Linked DNA regions of Homo sapiens: regions 1, 2, 3 and 5 are each linked to region 4. Evidence: chromatin loops called from intact Hi-C (ENCODE). Cell type or tissue: heart left ventricle. All regions are shown on one strand. Region 1 overlaps LOC105370324 (a long non-coding RNA gene). Region 2 has its middle 150 kb from the start of IPO5. Region 3 overlaps MBNL2 (muscleblind like splicing regulator 2). Region 4 has its middle 69 kb from the start of LINC00456. Region 5 overlaps LOC105370324 (a long non-coding RNA gene).

Region 1 (4,000 bases), 470 kb after region 4:
ATGTTGGTCCCTCACCAACCCTGGGGACTTCTATCTTGAAAACTATCGTAATTGGCAAAATCAGCCCTGGTCAATATCAGGCTTGCAGAGAAAATAGGGGATTAAGAGGGAGAAAATAAAAATGGTATTTCATATATTTTTTAAAGCAAAGGTTTGAGAAAATAGCAAATTATTTCTTTCCTTTATTTTACTGAATTCTTCTGTACCAAAGCAATGCATGCTTATAACAAGGACAGTGGAGCTATGTAAAGATAGTTAAGAGTCTCCCCCTCCATGCTTCTAATCTCAGTATCCTGAGATAACCAATATTAAGTTTTATAAGTACTCTCCCACAACTTTCCTTATGTTTATACACATATATGTAAATATATTTAAGGATATACAGGATAAATATATATGGAATATATCTCCTATATATGAGATAAAGGTGTACATATTATATAGGATTTTGCTTTAACAAAACTAATGTTACCACTACTTAGTAGTTTATTTCATTTAATAATAACACTATAGATTTCCCTTAACTTTGGTTCCTATAGATGTAATCTTTTATAAAAGCTGCATAATTATCAATAGTAAGAATGAGCCACAATTCAACCATTTATATTTTTTTCAAATAATTTTTTTCCATCACACACAATGCTGGGATAACAAACTTACACATACTTTACTTTTTTTTTAAATTTTTTATTTTTTGAGATGAAGTTTCGCTCTTGTTGCCCAGGCTGGAGTGCAGTGGCATGATCTCGGCTCACTGCAACCTCGGCCTCCCTGGTTCAAGCGATTATCCTACCTCAGCCCCCTGAGTAGCTGCCTTATTTATTTCTGTAAACTATATTTCTAAAAAATGGAACTTCTGTGTCAAAGGGCATATGTATATATATTACATTTTAATACCACTAGATTACTTTTTTAAGAAGACTGTAACAATTTAAATCTCCATGAACACTGAAAAGCATATGAATTTCCCACCACCCTTGCCAGTACTAGATGCCATCAATCTTCTAAACGTTTGCCAGTCTGACAGGCAGAAATCAAATTTCCATCATTTTATTTTTGTTTACCTGACTACTAGGGGGTTTGAGCATCTTTTCATATTTTATTGACCATTTATATTTCCTTTACTATGAATTGCCTGATCATAGCTTTACCTAATCTATCAATCAAGTTGTTTTTCTTTTCTATATCAGTGTGTAGGCACTTAGTTTATTAGGGATATAACCCTTTGTCTGTCTTATATGTGACAAGTAGCTTTCCCTAGATGATGATCATTTAAAAAAAAAAAAAAAAAAAAAACTACATATGATGTTTTGTGACATACGGAAATCTTTATTTTTATGTAGCCTAACTTGTAATTTTTTTTATGGCTTCTGAATTTCTCTTTCAAATGAACTTTAAAACTAGCTTAACAAATTTCTCTTAAATAAATCCTTTTGAGGTACTGATTGGGATTGAACTGAATTCATAGATTAGAGTAATGACCTCTTCACAGTAATGAGTGCCACCATCGCCCACCCTTGCCCCAAAAGTGGTATGATTTTCTCTATATTTAGGTTTTCTTTTATGTCCTTCAGTACTGGTTAGTACTTTCCTTCATTTAGGTCTAAGGCATATTTCAATTGGTTTACTCCTGGGCCTTGATGATTTGTCTGGCAACTAGAATAACATCTTTTCCTGCTCCAGTCTCTGGAGTAGAAGGCTGTGTTTGGAGGCAGCGCAGCCCAGTGGTGGAGGCCGAAGTCTGCAAGCTCAGATTCCCTCGACTGACATCCCAGATCTTCTACTCACTGGCTCTGTGCATGGAGCTAAGCTGACTCCTCTTTCAACAGATTCCCTCGCCGCTGAAGTAGGGATGACAACAGCATACCTCTTCAGTTTGTTGTGAGGATTAAATGAGATAATAACATCACATCTTTAGCACAGACTCTAGAACAGAGTAGTAATTATATGATAACAAAGACAGTGACTATGACGAAGAGAATGATGTAAATCTATTGTTCACACACTCTTACTGGTTTTCATTCCCTTGGCTTTTGTAGGTAGAAAATCATATACCCTTCTAATTGTGACGATTCATCCATTTCCTTGCAATGTTTATGGATTAGTCCGCTCTCGAATTGCTATAAAGAAACGTCTGAGACAAGGTAATTTATAAAGAAAGGAGGTTTAATTGGTTCACGGTTCTGCAGGCTGTACAGGAAGCATGGTTGAGGAGGAAATTTTCAATTATGGCAGAAGACAAAGGGAAAGTAGGCACGTCTAACATGGCCAGAGCAAGAGCAAGAGAGAAGGGGGAGGTGCTACACTTTTTAATAACCAGATCTCATGAGAACTCTATCAGGAGAACAGCACTAGGGGAGCGGTGCTAACCCATTAGAAACCACCCCAGTGACCCAATCCCTCTCACCAGGTCCCACCTCCAACATTGGGGATTACAACTCAGCATGAGATTTGGGTGGGAGAAAAGAATAAAAATGGTACCAAATATATTTTTTAAAACAAAAGTTTGAGAAAATAGTCAATTATTTCTTTCATTCATTTTACTGAATTCTTTCCGTACAAAAGCAATACCTACTTATAGCAAGAACAATGGAGCCATGTGAAGTGAATAATCTCCCCCTCCTTATCAGTTTCCATGTTTGTTTCTTTTATTGTCTAACTACACTGGCTAAGCCCTCCATTACACTGTTGAACTGGAGAAGTGAGAGCTGGTCTTACTGCTTTGGTACTGGCTCTAATGTAAATGCATTTCATTTTCCTAAGTATAACAATTACAGTATGTTCCTGATAGTCAACATAACTTATTGACATAAAGTTATTTATAATATTCTCGTATCATTTTTACTCCAATCTGTAGCCACGTCCCTTTTTCATTTATATTAGTTATAAATTCCCTCTATTATTATTGAAAAAGGTTTCCATATTCTATATTAGTCTCTTTGAAAACCAACAGTTGACTTTAATACCCACCATTTTGTATTTTTTTCTGCTCTCATCTTTATTATTTCCTTCTACTTTCTTTGGGTTTGTTCTTTTCTAATTATTGAGTTGGACCCTTAGCTCCCTAATTCTTTAATTTTCTTTTATATTGATTATATAACTTGTTTCTTTCCTATTCCCTTATGAATTTAAAATTATGCATGGATTTTTTAATAGAGTCTAGGGTTAATAAGGATTTCTACCTTCTCCACTTGTCTCCTATTTTAAATTGTTTCATTTTTCGTTTCAGTTTAGCAAGTAGATTTACTCACCAATGTATTTACCAATTTCTTTGACCATTATTTATTCATTTTTCTTTTTTCTTGAGATTCAATCCATATCCACATAATTCAACTATTTAAAGTGTACAATACAGTAGTTTTTAGTACATTTACAGAGTTGTGCAACCATCACTGCTATCAATTTTAGAACTAATCACCCCAAAAAGAATGTTGTGCCCATTAGCAGTCCCTCTGTTTCCCCAAACCTCTCAGCCCTAATCAACTACTAATCTACTTTCTGTCTTGAAATGTGCCTGTTCTGTACATTGCATATGAATTGAATCATGCAATATGTGGTCTCCTGTGTCTGACTTCCTTTGCTTTGTAGAGTGTTTTCAAGGTTCATCCATGTTGTAACATGTATCAGTACTTCATTACTTTTAACTCTCAAATAATAGTCCATTGTATAGATATACCACATTTTATTTATCTACTCGTTAGTTGATGAGCATTTGGTTGTTTCCATATTTGGGCTATTAAAAATAATGCTTCCATGAACATTCATGTACAAGTTTTTGTGTGGACATTTTTTTTTTGTTTTCTTGGTATAAATCTAGGAGTAGAATTGCTGAGTCATATAGTAGGTCTGTATTTAACCTTGTGAGGAACTGCCAGGCTGTTTTCCAATATGGCTCCACTATCTGACATCCCCACCAGCGGTGTATGAGGGTACCAACTTCTCCACATCCCCATCAACACTGTTATTTTCTCTTATTTATAGTCATATTAGTGGGTATGAC
Region 2 (4,000 bases), 690 kb after region 4:
CTATCTGGTGGGAATCAGAAAGGCATCAGGGAAAAGCAGCTTTGGAGATAAGTCTAAACAAGGAGAAATATTTCAACAGGTAGAGATGAGGTGTGAATCTACAATGTTCCTCTAAACTTCTGAAACATTCACACCTTTAAATTTTTCACTGAACTGTGTTGGGCTTAATTCATTCAGTTTCAACCCCTCATTTGCCTATTTTTCTCCACCGAAGTTGCAGCGTGATGGGAACAACGCGTTCTGCCTCCGCCCACTGGCTGGCAGAAGCGTAATGCCTGCGAGCAGAAGGGGTAATACTGGAGGCTGAGTCACAAGCTCCATTCTTCTTTTTTAACTGCTCTATTGAGGTATCATTGACAAATAAAAATTGTATTTATTTAAGGTTTACTGTTTGATGTTTTGATATATATGCATTGTGAAATGATAACCATGGGTCAAAGGGAACATAGCTTCAATTATGCAGACTCCACTCTGACTTGTAGCCCTACTGATGAAATGCTGCTCTGTAGCTCTGGTGGTCTGATGTTTTTACACCAAAAACAGGCCAAGCCAAATAAGTTTCGGGAGACTGTCCTGGCAGGAAGCCTTTATATTTAGATTAATCCAAAAGGCGTCATTTGTTAACTGCGGCACACTGTGCCTGAAGCGCAGGTCACGCAGAACATCTGGTTTTGGTCAAGTCTTAGTTTGTATTCAGTTTTCCAACTGGGCTGAGTCAACACAAGTTCAAAGTATGTGCCCTGTAACAGACAATACAGCCTGCTATTGAGCTGTCCGGGACACCCAGCCTTCTGCCCTAACTCTGTCACCTTCGACAGGGTATACCTTTAATCTCGGTGACTCGAGGAAAAGCAAAGGGACGCCTGTGTTTTCTGTGCATTCATTCATTAGCTCTTCATTAAGACATTGTCATTGACAATCAAACAAATGTTAATGGCATTTCTTTTTTTTCCTTTGAAATCAAGATAACTCTTGTTCAGACAACATACAACATCATGTCTAGAACATACTATCAGGACTAAAGCCAAATGCATTATGCAGTGTCCCCTCTAATGGCAGTGTGTGGATGCTGAAGGGTTTGTGAACATTCTGGGTGAAGCTGCAAGCTCTTTTATTTTATTTATTTTTTTTTTTGGAGTGTGTTTTCATTTCGACGCTTGTATTAATGTAAATAGCTCCTCTGGGTAATCACCTTATAACCAATTACATTTCCAGATTTCATGGCTCATGTTTGCATTTCTGTTTGTAGTTATGTTGGAGAACCATCCAGATAATGGGAAAAGAAGTGAGATTAATCGATAAATGAAGCATTCTCACTTAATGAAAACAAAATGATGCTAAAATGACTCACTATACAGATGAAGGTTTGTCATGGCATAAGTAAAATAATGTAATAGGAAAATTGATTAACCACATAGCACATGGGAGTATAGGCACAGCAAACTCATGCCAAATTCAGTGGTGAATAGCCATGTAGTTTCAGCAAAATAACACCATCCTCTACATCCCATTAATGTTGTCAATTTGTCACCTTTTAAATTTTTATTTGTATTAACTTTATAAATTTTATTTTAATAAATCATTTTATAAAAGCTGTAAACATAGCATGTTCTCTCTAGTTTTATGTTTTTATGCATTAGGTAAAATAATAAAAATGTAAAAACAATTTAAGTCAAAAATTAAAATATCAAAAGTGTTATTACCCTTTTGCTCAAATTTGAGAAATAGTGAAGTAAGCCTAATCCTCCCTATGTGTCTAAAATGTGATGGGCTAGGTCAACAAGGCAAGAGCCCTGACTGATTTTCAAGCCAGTTGAATTAGACGAGAAGAGTTTTAGAATAATAAAAGCAAAAACGGTCAAGGAGCTAAGAGTTCAAATCTCAACTATGCCATTTGCAGAGTGTCAGAACTTAGATAAGCTACTTCCACTTCTCTGGGCTTCAGTTTAATCATCTGTGAAATAAGGAGGTCTTAGTATAGAACTATTTCAGGTCCCTTTCAACTCTGAAATTTTATGGTTCTATTTCTCCTTTATTCTAAAGAAGTTAAAAGACAGTCTCTGGGTCGTAGAAGCCTGCCCTCTGCTGGCCGAAGCCCATTCTTCAATCCTGACGTCTGCCAAGTGTGGAGATGAAGAGACCTAGACCGGCCTCAGCCCTAGAAAAAGGTCTAGGCCCTAGAAAAAGTTAGGGCCAGACGCGGTGGCTCATGCCTGTAATCCCAGCACTTGAGGCAAAGATGGTCCGGTCCCCTGAGGTCAGGAGTTCGAGACCAGCCTGACCAACATGGGGAAGCCCCATCTCTACTAAAAATACAAAAAATTAGTCGGGCGTGGCAGCGCATGCCTGTAATCCCAGCTAGTCAGGAGCCCGAGGCAGGAGAATCGCTTGAACCCGGGAGGCAGAGGTTGCAGTGAGCCAAGATGGTGCCATTGCACTCCAGCCTGAGCAACAGAGCGAAACTCCGTCTCAGAAAAGAAAAAAAAAAAAAAAGTAAACAAAAAGGCAGCCTACTTTGCTTTTTTTTTTTTTTTTCTTTTTTTCATCTTCTTTCTGTTATTTTCTTTTCTTGGATTCTGCTCTTGGAGTAAGGGAATGCTGAAATGTCCTTCACAGTCATCCTCATCTCTAATCTGTTCTTAGGCAACAGCCCTGTCTATACGCAGTCACCCTACAGCGACTGGGTTTATACCATGACATCCCAGTCTCGCCTCACCACAGCTAACTGGCAAGTCAAGAGCAGCTAATCCAACTATTCGGTATCCTATGGCATGACCTGGAGGAAAAACAGGAGCTGCATGGTGTAGTCTTGCATATGAATTGATGAAATCTTAAGCTAAAGAGGTGTCAGAGTCCACCCCCAAGATGTCCCTGGAGATCTCCACCTCCTAGCCTTTATGTCTTGTGTCGTCCCCTCCCACAGTGAATGGGACTGACCTGTGGCACCAATAGCATATTGTAGAAATGGCAACATGTGACTTCCGAGGCTGGGTTATAAAAGCGAGCTGCCTCCGCCTTGCTTGCTCTTGGATCACTCCCTCTGGGGGAAGGAAACCAGCTGCCATATTGTTAGGACACTTGGCAGCCTATGGAGAGCCCACATGGTGGCAAACTGAGACTCCTGCCAACAGCCAGATGAGTGAGCCATCTTGGAAAAAGATCCTCTATCCCCAGTTATGCCCTGCAATGACTACAACTCTGGTTGTTGTCTTGACTACACCCTCATCACAGACTCTGAGCCAGAAACACCCAGCTAAACTGCTCTGAATTCCTGATCACCAGCAACTGTGTGAGATAATGTTTATTGTTTGGTGCCACTAAGTTATGGGGTAATTAGTTACAAAGAAATATATATCAAATATAAGAGATGGCACCCTGAAGGCATCTTTTGGGAAATTCAGGGAAGATCTGGGGCTATCAAGGACCCCTGGTATTTATACCCCTCATGATGTAAGTCCCATCTGTATGCACTAAGAAAGGAGGTCTAGGGGTTCTCATGGGTAGTTACCAGGATTGCTATGTCTGGAGGCAAATATGACTAGGAAGTATATTTTGGTAATGCTCTGGCCTATTGGGTAGAGAAACATAATGTAGAATCATGACATAAGAAATTAGTCAAGGAAAAGACAAAATTTCAACCCATATGTAAAATAAGTTGGCAGGCCCTGCCATAAGGCACAAGAGGGTAAAAGTAACACAGCTTTGAACAACAACAACAACAGAGTAACAGCTAGAATCAATGTGTTTGTGGGTGCATTCAGAAAGTAAAGGAGTACACATGTATGTTGGGAGACAAAGGAAGGATGAATACAAAAATCAAGACTGAGAAAGGTGGGGTTGAGGAAGTTGCAAAAACTGTAGGCTTAGTGCCTACATAGGGTATCCAAAAAGTCCAATGTGCTGTCTTCAAATGGGCATGGTAAACCCTGCTTGCTTGGGACAGATATCAATATCCAGTTGAGTTTTATCTGAATGGTGAGACATCGCACAGCTGGTCAGG
Region 3 (4,000 bases), 230 kb after region 4:
AAAGATTATTAGTCAGTATTCTATAGCTTTTACTACCTTAGTGTTATAACATTTAATAGTTTGGAATGTTGAGTAATTAGAGTTGAAATTATTTTCTTTTGTTGAGAACACTTTCATAGGGACAAAAGCTTAATCTAGTTCCTGTAACTAGAGGTTTTTTATGATGTTCTCTCATATTTCTGTATGGTTTGGGGAAGAGAGGGTCTACATGGATGTCATTTTTATTATAGGTCAGCATTGAGCTATACAATTAACACAGAGTATATGATGAATACATTTTGCTCAAATGACATTTGCTGGTAATTTTTTAAAGTTTTATTCTAAATAACTCTTTCTCCTGTGTTGTCTTCCTTTAACAGCCCACTTTCCCTGTAGGTCCCGCGATAGGGACAAATACGGCTATTAGCTTTGCTCCTTACCTAGCACCTGTAACCCCTGGAGTTGGGTTGGTCCCAACGGAAATTCTGCCCACCACGCCTGTTATTGTTCCCGGAAGTCCACCGGTCACTGTCCCGGGCTCAACTGCAACTCAGAAACTTCTCAGGACTGACAAACTGGAGGTACTTCAATTCTACTTGTGTTTTGACATGCATTTGTGGTAGAAATATACTTCTGTGTAAGTGATTGCTTGTAAGATATTAATTCAGTCTTGCAAAACAGCCATGTAAACACACACACACAAACTCACCTAAAACCCATGTATTCATAACTCTGTGGTTTGAAGTTAAGGCCAAGTATAAAGGAAATTAGTCTATGGAAAAGACTAGTTTTAACACAAAAATCAGCTGCATGGAATATGCGTTTAAGGGAAAAATATTAAACAATCAATGGAACAGTGACTCAATCATGATGCAGCCCATAGAGATGGCTCCAGGTCCTGAAGGCCTCCTCATGTCAAGGTGTAATCCTTGCAAGACCCTGGAAAGTTCTGGAAACTGGTGGATCAGGAGCCCAGCAACCAGGGCAGCCGAGGACACTCAGGGACACTGGTGGGAGTAAGTGGGACTACAACTATTTACCAATTGGTATGATCATATTTCAATGTCTCAAGAACAAGCATGGCTGCTCTAGTGTGTTCTGGCATATTAGTTCTGATTGTGTTGTTGCTAAACAGGGGAAATTGGAGGATGAGTAAATTTAGTTTTTTGTTTTGTTTGGTTTGGTTTTGAGACGTAGTTTCGCTCTTGTTGCCCAGGCTGGAGTGCAATGGTGCAATCTTGGCTCACCACAACCTCCTCTGCCCGGGTTCAAGTGATTCTCCTGCCTCAGCCTCCCAAGTAGCTGGGATTATAGGCATGCGCCACCACGCCTGGCCAATTTTGTATTTTTAGTAGAGACAGGGTTTCTCCATGTTGGTCAGGCTGGTCTCGAACTCCCAACCTCAGGTGATCCGCCAGCCTCGGCCTCCCAAAGTGCTGGGATTACAGGCGTGAGCCACCGCGCCCAGCCCGTAAATTTAGTTATTAATTGAGATATTTTCTTTAACTTCAATTGTTCTATAACATTCAAGAAAACAAGTTCCTATATATAAAAAACATCGTTCTTAAGTTATGAATCAAACCAAACCTCCTGTACTTTGTTGGGTAAAATTTCTCTTTAATCAGAGCTGTAGAACTCATCTATGTATCTTACTGCTATATCCCTATGATATTCACTACAGCATTTCATAAGGGTGTATAAAGATTCTCATAGATTTTTCAGAGAGCTCCTTTAATTCCATTACTGATTAAAGGTGTTAGGTGATGCATCTGGTTAGGACGTACACAGTGCTTTCTGTTAGTGGGATTATTAGAGAATGTTCTTTCAATGTGCATTTGTTTAAATATTAACCCAATAAACCTTGAAGGCAATAAAATGTGGCTGCCTAATAACCTGTGCAAGTTTTAAAACTCAGAATTTCAAACTGCAAATATTTTAGAAGATATTTATTTTTTCACTTAGTTTCAATCTGGATGCCCAGATGAAGAGAATGGAAACTCTAATTGTTACTATTTTGAAAAGATCCAGCCTACCCTTGTCAATTACTGAATAGACCTTTCACAGGACTGGAAAAGTGTTTTGGGCTCCACCTGCTGGACCCACGGAGCTTTTGTGTTCAGTATGTGACTGTACTTTAGAAAACAAATTAAATCAGTGGAATTGGGAACAAATTGTCCTTCTCAACAGGGCTGGTAGACAAAGACATGTAAAAATGAATCACAATGATTTTAGCAGAGCGGCTTTTGGTTCATTTCAAACCAGGAATGAAGTCAGCTGCACACAAAGCACCTTGGTAGGAGCCTGATGGCTGGTCCACACCTATGATGCTATCAGACAGAAGTCATTCCATTGATGGAGGAAGGCTTGCTCAGAATCCGTGGGAACATCTTAGTGATTTATTTTGCGCATTTTATGAACTAAAGTTAGAATGTTGGCTAATATCCAAAGTAGGAGGAAACAATTAACAATCTGGTGATTTATGCTATCTACCTTCAAGCTGGCCTGGTCACTGGTCAGTGAAACAGTATTTCCTAAGTATGTCTGACTTCCACAATACTTGAATTTCATGTCAGGGGCCCTTCATATAACATCACTAATGATCAGCGTGATGATCATTTACATATCCACTTTGGAATTGGAGCCTAAAAATAAATAACTTACGATTCTACTCATAATTATTTCCTGCTAATATTTATGAGCAGAGAAGAATTATATAAGCAACATGCATATGTTATTTATGCTATTTTATGTTATCTATATGCAGGGCATAATTAAGAATACTCTTCAAATTCTAAAGAAATATTTTTTCATACAGTAAAATCTTGATCCACCAGAATTCTCAGGGGATAGAGAATCCTAGTTACTTGAGATTTCAGGATAATTTAGCATTAAAGAATTTTTAAAATAAACTATTTCCCTCCATTTTTCTTTCTCTATATCTCTTGCCGTATTTCTCTCCTTTTGTCTTTTTTTTCTTTTCTGTGCTGTCAAAAATAGTATAGTGACCTTAAAAATGAAAATTTTGGTGTCTTAGATATTGTTCTTCTGATTTATGATTATGTTATCTTTGTAGAGCAGGAGAGAAGGAGTGGGAAACAGGAGTGTTCAGATTCCCCCCACCCCACCCCACCCCACCCCCTTAGAGAGAGGAGGAACAAGTTTGTCGTCATTTTCTCTGATTCTTTTTGTACAGCTATGACCTGGTAGCTTGATATAGGTGAAATTATCCCTCCACACACACAAAAAAAAACCTATAGCATTGTCAGAATTGTCATACAAGTAGGTGATTGAAGATATAGAGAGAGGTAGATAGATTATAGGTGATTGACAGATTAAATAGATAGATTATAGGTAGGTAAGCAGGTATATAGATAGGTAGGTAACTAGATTAGATAGATGATTAATTAATTGATAGATTTTAGATAGATCAGTAGATGATAGATGATGGATGGCTGGATGGATAGATGATAGATGGATGAATGAATGGCTGGCTGGATGGACGGATAGATAGATGGTAGGTAGGTAGATAGATGATAGATAATATTAGGTTGGTGCAAAAGTAATTGCAGTTTTTACCATTAAAAATAATGATAGATTAACAGATAATAGATGGATGGATGGATGGATGGATGGATGGATAGATGGATGGGTGGATGGATAGATAGATGGATAATAGATAATAGAGGGATAGATTGATAGATGATAGATAATAGATGATGGATGAATGAACAGGTGGATAGATGATTGGATAGATTGATTGATGGTAGATGATAGATGAAGGAATGGATGCATGGATAAATAGATAGATGATAGATATATGGATGGATGGATAGACAGACAGACAGATCGATAGACAGCTGCATAATATGCTACCCAGGGACAATGGAGGCCTTGTTGCTTTTCCTTTGTTATTTTAGCTGAACTGCAGATTTCGTATTATTTTCTCAATATAGATTTTCACCCTAGAAAAGGCGGTAAAACAAAACTCAAATGACTGTGTCAGAGATTGTGGTTACCTGGG
Region 4 (4,000 bases):
CTCACATTAAATTATGCTTGGCGTGTACTATAAGTCTGGAAACCCTGCCAGATTCGGTCTCTGGCTGCAACGTGGCTGCCTCTGACTAAGGAGGCTTGATGGGTATTTTATCATCTTTTTAGAGATGGACGTCGCTTGGGCCTTCTTAGGTAATGCGAGGTATGGTGTTTCCATGAGACCAGAGTAGCTCTCAAGGTGTGATATTTTTCTAGGGGAAGAGCTCTGGGAAAGGGGCTCATGTATTTTTGGCCCTAGACCTGACTTTTTTTAGCTGGCGAATGTGATAAACAGGCTGAATCCTAACTTTCTGTTGGCTGCCCTGATTCTGCGCTGACTCAGCTTTCTTTGTGGCTTCCTGCCAATGCATGTAAGGTACCATCCAAAGTCTGGGAGAAGATGCTCAGTCATCTTTTTATTGTTTCTAGAGAAATGTCCTTAGTGAACAAATAGCCCTGATTGACAGCCATAAAATAAGAGAATTATATCATATAATGTCTACGGTGCTTTCCAGTGTGTGCATTTTTAAACTTTGAAATTTCCAGTTAAATTGAGAGGGAGAGATGCTTCATAGCCCCACAAGAGGTGGAGAGGGGGAACCTTAAAGTATTTCCTGAGCTGAAGTTTCCAATGAAGCAGAAGCATGTTGTAAGTCAGTATCCAGACTAGACAAGACTAAAGTGTCCACTCTCTTTATATCAGAGAGGAATCAAACTAAAACTTTTTGAGGGAAGGTTCAGATTGAGAGTTAGTCTGCTTAATAAGGGATAAATGACCCCACCAGCTCATTAAGTGGAACCTCAGGGACTCACCCTGGAGAATGTACAAATGTGCATCTCTCTCTCCTGGACCCTGATGAGCATAGGATAAACATGCTTAATTTGTAATATTCCTTTCTCTGCAACATAAATGACGTATCTTGGGCAGGCAAGGCTGACCCTTTGATATATTTCACCCATGGTAGGATCTTTAAAACATGAAAGTTTGTTCAGAGACCACAGCTCTAAGCCTGTAGATCATTTTGGAGAGGATGGAAGCCAGGTAGCCTTTGGCAGGGCCCCTGGCATGCTTGGTGCTGTCTTGCTTGATGAGAAATGTGTGGTTCCACCGCCGGGGGTGGGCGGGGGGATTATCCAACAATTTATTTCTACACAACAACGGCACATGAAAAAAAAAAAAAAAGGCTTGGCTCAGAATGTGAGAGCTGAAATGAACCTTCAGGGTCACCTCCATCAACCCCTCTCTCCGCAAACAAAGAACACCAGGACCCCACACGGCTAAGTGGGTGGGTCCCGCTCCCATAGCTAATTAACGGCAGACTCAGGTATAGAAACCTGGTATCTGTAATCAAAATGGCCCTAATTCAAAACCTGGTCGGGCCACTCAGTAAGCCATGTTCCCCTCGGTAATTTATCCAGTCCCCCCTGAGCCTCACTTTGCTCCGCCACAAAACAAGAATGACCCTCCTTGCTTTTTAGGGCTCCTCTGCAGATTAAATTCATTAGCACCTCGAACGTTGGAAAGACACAATATTTTCTTGCCCTCCCCTCCTCTTATCAGCTTGAATCGATGCGTCATGAACTCAGTGATTTCCTCTTCGCAAGCCTGCTCTGGATGCAGTCTGGTGTTACATAACCGGCTGGCTGAGGACGCAGGTCCCCTGGGCGCTGCCGGCGCGCTGTGACCAGACACGCGGGCGCGGGTGGGGGGTTCCGTCCAGCAGAGGGCGGCAAAGGACGCCCGGCGCGGTCCCACGGCCCTGCGGGCGAGCAGCAAGCTACTGCGTTCCCTTCGGGAAGGCCTAATGAGCTCTTCCTGCACCGTGTTCTTTTCGGTAGAAGCATTTTTCCTGCCTCACTTAAGTGAGTACACAGTGTTTTGGCAACTGCCATGTGTCCATATTTTTTTTTAGTTTTTGCTTTGTTTGGTTCTGGTTTACTTGAGGGGCGCTCATGACATTTGCTAAGCATTTCCACGCTTATGGTCTTCTCGCAGTTTGATGTCTCCAGTGCCCCAAAAGGAGTCATTTTTATTCCCAATTTACAGATGATGACGGCGATATTCAGATAAGTTTAGTGACGTGGCAGAAGCAGATGCCCTTTCTAAACCAAGGAAGGGGCTGGGATGAGGAAGGGGAGGTATTTAATTTGACCGTTTCTGCCTCCTTCTGTCAGACATATTCGACAGGATTTATTCGGTGCTTGAGGTAAGTCAGGTACTTTTGTAAGTGCCTGGGAACATGAAATAAAAAGGAGGTGGCAAGTCTTCAATTTAATTCGAAAGACTGCATAATTTTTTTGACCTCTGAAAGTGGTTTGGGAGGAGGTAGAGGCTGGGTTTCCTGCAGTGTAGACAGGGTCTGTTACACCCGCTCCCTCCCAGAACTGCTGGATCCCAATCTGCAGTTTCACAAGCCCCCAGGTGACTTATCCACACACTTTAAAGTGTGAGATGCGCAGCCCTGGAGGGCACCCAGGAGCTCCATTCAAATATTTGGAAGGCCAATATTTGAAAGAGTAAGTGTATTTGTTTTGTTTTGCTCTAAAAGATAGGTTTAAGTTTAATTAACATAAGCCACAAGAAAACGAGATTTCCAAATCCTGTAATGAACAGGGGATTTGGAGTCGGGCCTTCTCCTAAACCTTACTAGCTTGTTACTAGTTGCCAGGTGAGTTGAAGCTGGAGGGACTTGGCGAAACTTCTTCTCTCTGATTCTTATGACTCCTAAGATGGGAATGTTGTTCTCTAGCCCCCACTGGGTGACTGCTGTTGGCTTTTCCCCATCGAATAAGATAGGAAATTTGAAAGTTGTAATTATTAACTGCCCGGGTCAGAGATAGAGCGCTCTGCTCTGTGAGGTAGTAAGTGGCTCTTCACACATTGAGGGACAGTGCAAATGGAGGTGGGGATGTATATTTGGGGCTCTTATGAAATTCAGTATGGTTGGGGCATGTAGTGGGGATGGAGGTGGAGGTGAAGAATGCGAGAGCTGATGGCACAATTAGGACTAGAACCCAGAAGTTCACTCATTTCATAGTTATTGTGTTAGAAGTAAGAGCAGTCCCCACAATGCCCCACCCTTAGTTTGGCTCCCCCGCTCCCCCCGCCTTACAGACAGGGTCTTGCTCTGATGTCCTGGCTGGAGTGCAGTGGTGCCATCATAGTTCACTGTAGCCTTGAAACCCCCCTGGGCTCAAGGTGTGAGCCACTACACCTGGCCTGACGCCTTAAAACTAATGCTAGATGACATCTGCTTAGTTGGGAGCATCACAGACCACATACCAGGGGTGTCCAATCTTTTGGCTTCCCTGGGCCACACTGGAAGAGGAAGAATTGTTTTGAACTACACATAAAATACACTAACACTAACAATAGCTGACATGTTAAAAAAATAAAACAAACTCATAATGTTTTAAGAAAGTTTAAGTATTTGTGTTGGGCTGCATTCAAAGCTGTCCTGGGCCACATGCCACCCATGGGCTGCAGGTTGGAAAAGCTTGACCTGGATTCTTCTAGCTAATTGTGAGTATAGGAGAAGGCCGTCTGTTTACTGCTTCTGGAGCCCTCTGCGTAAGTGCAATTAGGAACGAGTGGAAACAATGAGGAGGGGAGCATAAGAATAGCTTGGTTGTGACCACTGGAACCCAAAGCAGCACTTGTCTTGTCAGCGCTGTGTTATCAATCAGGAAGGCAGCCGTGGCTTCTCCCGGGAGGCAGGCACCAAGATGAGGAAGCCTGAAGTTCTGGGCCCTGCAGAGTCCTTTCAGTGCAGGGGGGCAGAGAGAAGGAGCGTGAGGAGACCCACATGGGAGGCATGCAGGAGGCCCTCTGTGTATGTCTATGGAATGGGCCCCTCAAGGAGCCGCTAAGCAGCGGGAAACTCCACCCACTGGCTTATTCTCACCCCTGGGCTCCTCCATCCCCTCACCCTTCATAGAGCCCAAAACAAAGACAAAACTTGTGCCAGCTTCAGAAAGGTCAGTTCTGATTTAGACCTTTGGTC
Region 5 (4,000 bases), 550 kb after region 4:
GAAAGAGGCTTAATTGACTCACAGTTCCACATGACTGGGGAGGCCTCAGGAAACTTACAATCATGGCAGAAGGGGAAGCAAACACATCCTTCTTCAAATGACAGCAGCAAGAAGATGTGCAGAGCAAAAGGGGTAAAAGCCCCTTATGAAACCATCAGATCTTGTGAGAACTCACTCATTATCATGAGAACAGCATGAGGGTAGCCACCCCCATGATTAAATTACTTCCCATCGGCTCCCTCCCATGACACATGGGAATTATGGGGATTACAATTCAAGATGAGATTTGGGTGGGGACACAGAAAAACCATATCACCTTCTCAGAAGAAGAAGCCACTATGCTTCCTGCACGGTCTGCAGAATCATGAGCCAATTAAACCTCTTTTCTAAATAAATTACCCAGCCTCAGGTATTTATCTATAGCAATGTGAGAACAGACTAACACATCAATGGTAGGTAATTCCAAGAGGATGTGGATAAAAGGGTCCAGCATTAGGCAAAACATAATCTTTTAACAAAAGACACATAATAAAACAAAGGTCAGTAAGGAAACACAGTAAATAGCCAAGTAGTCAACCGAATAAAGAAGATAATTTCAACATGGAAGCACTAGGAATAAAGCAATCCAGGAGAGCATAATAGAGAGTGATCGGGGTAGACACGGAAGAAGGATGACTTGAGGCTGGTGATTAATGCGGGCCTCTCAGAGACAGAAATATTGGAGCTATTGGAGACATTAATAATAAGGTGAACCAGTCATGAGAAGGTCTTGGAGAAGAATATTCCAGAAGTAGCCACCATAGATGCCCTAAGGCAGGGAAGAGGATGGTGTGTCCACAAAGAGAAAGGCCAAGAAGCCAAGATGTGAATGGTGGGAGCTGAGGTTGGACAGGTGGGCAGGCCCAGGTCCTAGAGGGCCGTGGGGGTCATGGATGGAGTCTGGTTACTGTCATCTCTGCTCTCAGTGCCCTTCCTCCACCCCAGGACCCCCACACATGCCTCCCCTCTGAAAGTGTCTGCCTGGGCACATTCTTGACAGAGCTCCTGGGTGGCTTTCTCAGTGGGAAAGTGAGTGGTAACTGATCCAAGGCTTTAATTTATGGCCTGCAGAAATATTTGCATTAGTATGAGTGAATCTTTAAAGACTGAGAGTCTATCGGGGTCATCTCTAAAAGTGGAATTTCAGATGCCTGGCATCATGGAGGAGGGACTTCAGGGCAGATGCCCTCCTGGGACCCTTTCTGTCACACCAGCAGATGGGACAAAGTCCTTCTGGCCCAAGTTTAACTCCAGGATATAGGCACTCAGCTCTGTCAGCAAAGAAATGAAAAGTGGCTTCCAGCAGCTTATTTAAAGAGCTCCTGATGCTTCCTAAGGAGCTTTATTTGGCACTCACCAATAGGTATTTCCTGAAAAAGAAAAAGAGGAAATTGACCCAATATCTTGTGATGAGGAAAGTCATTAGATAATTATGTCAATTTCTTGCTTCTATATGAAGCTCAAAAACAGAGTAAAACTCATTTAGTCAAACTAGCCAAATTACTTAGATCTCCAAATAGAGTAAAACTAATTTAGTCAATCTATTAATTTAAAGAAACTGGACTACTATAAGTGTAAAGTCCATAATATGATTTAAATGTCTGAAGAAAGGCTGCCTTCTTCTTTCTAGTAAATGGAGTGACTCAAGATTACCGCTAACTCAAAATTTCCAGAGTTTCTTCAGAACTTGATTCTACGAATGGAATGTACTTTGATACCACTTCATCTAGACAATGGTATAATTCATGCAATGTATGATTGAATATATGATTTTTGGCTCCCTTTAAGTCAACAGGATTCCCATAATCTCATCTTTAGGGGTTGTTTTCTTGGCAAACAAGTTTTTTTTATAGATAATTCAGAGGTAAATTTGTCAGCCATTATTATCACAAATATCATATTGTTGGTGTCTTCACTGACAGGGTTATATTAAAGTCCTGCAATCATTTCATCACAACTGATGATATCTTGGGAGATTGAGAATTCCTGGAGGAAGGCATAGCTATTTGAATTCTCTGAGTTAGCTATACAAGAAGGCAGCCATTCAGGTGAGCAGTGGCAGCCCATTTCAGGGACCTGGCGCAGGTGGGTGAGACCTGAGAGAGTGCTAAGCAGGCACGACATCCACGGACAAGGGGGAGTTGATGGTAAAACACAGCAGCTATGGATCTGAGTCCCCATAAGATTCTTCCCAAAGTTCAACAAAGACAAGCTAATAAGAGTTTCTCGAAATGCCTCAATCACAACATTTATGTCTTCAGGTTTGGATAATGCATTGCTTTTAGGGCCAGAAAGCTCTGAAAAGGTTGGTGATGGGTATTTCCACGGCACGTGGATTTGTGAAACCCACTTGAGCCCAGGCACACAGTGTGTGCAAAGCCAGACTGCCACCTACTGACATGCAGCAGGGGTGGTCCGGCATCCTTTTGTTGTTGGGTATAATACAGGTTCTGTCTATTACCAGTGGTCTACTGACCCCTCTGTGCTACTTGTTAAAACACAATAGAAAAGGAGTAATCATTGCCTTGAGACTTGAATTACATTTTTTTAATGGTTGAGAAAAAAAACACTCATCCTAAACATATCAAATGTCTGCTAGTGGATCCAAAATAGAAGAGCAACTATATCATGATGAGATTGAGTGGGACAAATATGATTTTATTTCAAACAACTCCCATATTTCTTCAATATGAGAGGTGAGAGACAACAGACTTGTTTCACTTAATGGAAAACTTCTTGAAGGCAGGAATTATTCTTACTTCTGTTTTCCCCCTGAACTTGACATCTTTCCCAGTGAATACTAAAGACTTAAAAATGTTTTGTTAATTCAGTGTTTACAATTTTAATAATTATAATTATTAAAATGAAAAACCAAATCAGATGCTCACGAAAATGCATCAAGAGAACCCTGGGCTTAAATCCTGTCTCTAATAGCTGTGTACCTTGGGCACCTTACTTAACCTCTCTGATTCTGTTTATTATTTTTAAAATGTAGGTGATGCAAACTATCTCATTGGGTTGATCTATGAGGATTAAATGACATCACGTAGATGGCATGCTTAGCATAGTGTTTGGCACACAGTAATCTTTCAGTGAACAGGAGATCATTTTTAAAGTAAAGCAGGCCTGAGGTCCTGCCTGCTACCCGTTGTGACCTGGCTTGGAATCCTCCAGCCTCCGCTTTCCTTAGCAGTTTAAAAAGACTCTGCAACTGGCCAGCACCTTGCCCGACCTAACATGTGAGCACAACCCAGAGAGCCGGTGCAAGGCAGGCTGGGGAAGCAAGAGATTAATTGAACATTTTTCTTATTGTTATTTTTAGTTACAAAACTGCAGGCAAACAGTTTCTCTTCCTGTCGGATAGTGCATCTCTGGCTGGAAGGCAGGAACGCAGGTGGGAGGAGGCCTGACCATTAATCATAAGGAAGCAGGGAAGGAAATTGAGACAGGAAATGTCAGCATCAAAATGTCCTTACTCTGGGTCAGTCTTAAGGTGCATCCCCAGACCAGCATGTTAAAAGCTGGGGCCTGACTACAAACAACACCAGCGAAGAGGAAACGCCCGGCAGTAGAATGTCAAACCAAAAATAAATTGGGCATGTTTCCCTTCTAAGGCAGAGGGACTAGCTCCTCTTATACTTGGCTCTCAAATTCTTGCTAAAATTCCGGGAAGCCGTCTTGAAAGAAAATGCTTTCATATGGATAAACGTCATGGTAAATGCCAAAATAGTGGAGGATGGAGCATAGATGGCTTCATGTAACTTTTCTGGGCCTCTGTTTTCTAATCTGTGAAATGGAGATAGAATCCCTGTCTTTCTCTCCTCACAGGGCTGTTAGGAAGACCACAAGGATAACGACGGTGAAGGTGGGGTTGTTGTGACTCTGACAGTTCTTTTGCCCACTGTCCTGATAGAAAATGACAGCCAAAACCTTTACCATGCATCTTGTGTCTCAGTCAACT

Evidence for each region. A loop is a pair of places that touch in the nucleus more often than their neighbours do. Peaks named below come from ENCODE experiments on the same cell type or tissue, not always from the same donor. Only the 100,000 strongest peaks of a DNase experiment are listed, where the experiment ranks them.
Region 1: a loop joins it to region 4, with 3 times the contacts of the local background. A loop is called at or near these places in 10 of 110 quality-filtered maps.
Region 2: it touches region 4 in a loop (4-fold over the local background); 16 of 110 quality-filtered maps call a loop at or near these places.
Region 3: it touches region 4 in a loop (10-fold over the local background); 100 of 110 quality-filtered maps call a loop at or near these places.
Region 5: a loop joins it to region 4, with 2.1 times the contacts of the local background. A loop is called at or near these places in 6 of 110 quality-filtered maps.

What each region holds. Positions count from the first base shown.
Region 1 is chr13:97,573,394-97,577,393 of GRCh38, forward strand. The region is part of intron 3 of LOC105370324 (a long non-coding RNA gene); the gene reads right to left. Among named protein-coding and RNA genes, the nearest start is that of RAP2A, 140 kb to the left of the region's middle. RefSeq lists an enhancer at 1,775-1,824. In heart left ventricle, a CTCF peak has its summit at 1,722; no DNase peak of the experiment used is centred here.
Region 2 is chr13:97,798,403-97,802,402 of GRCh38, forward strand. No RefSeq gene overlaps it. Among named protein-coding and RNA genes, the nearest start is that of IPO5, 150 kb to the right of the region's middle. In heart left ventricle, CTCF peaks have their summits at 2,075 (motif pointing left) and 2,280; a DNase peak (open chromatin) is centred at 2,099.
Region 3 is chr13:97,342,657-97,346,656 of GRCh38, forward strand. It overlaps MBNL2 (muscleblind like splicing regulator 2), which reads left to right. Exons shown (of 9, transcript NM_001382683.1): 4 at 360-560. Among named protein-coding and RNA genes, the nearest start is that of RAP2A, 90 kb to the right of the region's middle. In heart left ventricle, a CTCF peak has its summit at 2,078 (motif pointing left); a DNase peak (open chromatin) is centred at 2,065.
Region 4 is chr13:97,108,367-97,112,366 of GRCh38, forward strand. No RefSeq gene overlaps it. Among named protein-coding and RNA genes, the nearest start is that of LINC00456, 69 kb to the right of the region's middle. RefSeq lists a silencer at 1,637-1,816. In heart left ventricle, a CTCF peak has its summit at 1,715 (motif pointing right); a DNase peak (open chromatin) is centred at 1,695; H3K4me3 peaks cover 797 bases; H3K27ac peaks cover 970 bases.
Region 5 is chr13:97,657,381-97,661,380 of GRCh38, forward strand. The region is part of intron 3 of LOC105370324 (a long non-coding RNA gene); the gene reads right to left. Among named protein-coding and RNA genes, the nearest start is that of RAP2A, 230 kb to the left of the region's middle. In heart left ventricle, a CTCF peak has its summit at 2,427 (motif pointing left); no DNase peak of the experiment used is centred here; H3K27ac peaks cover 567 bases.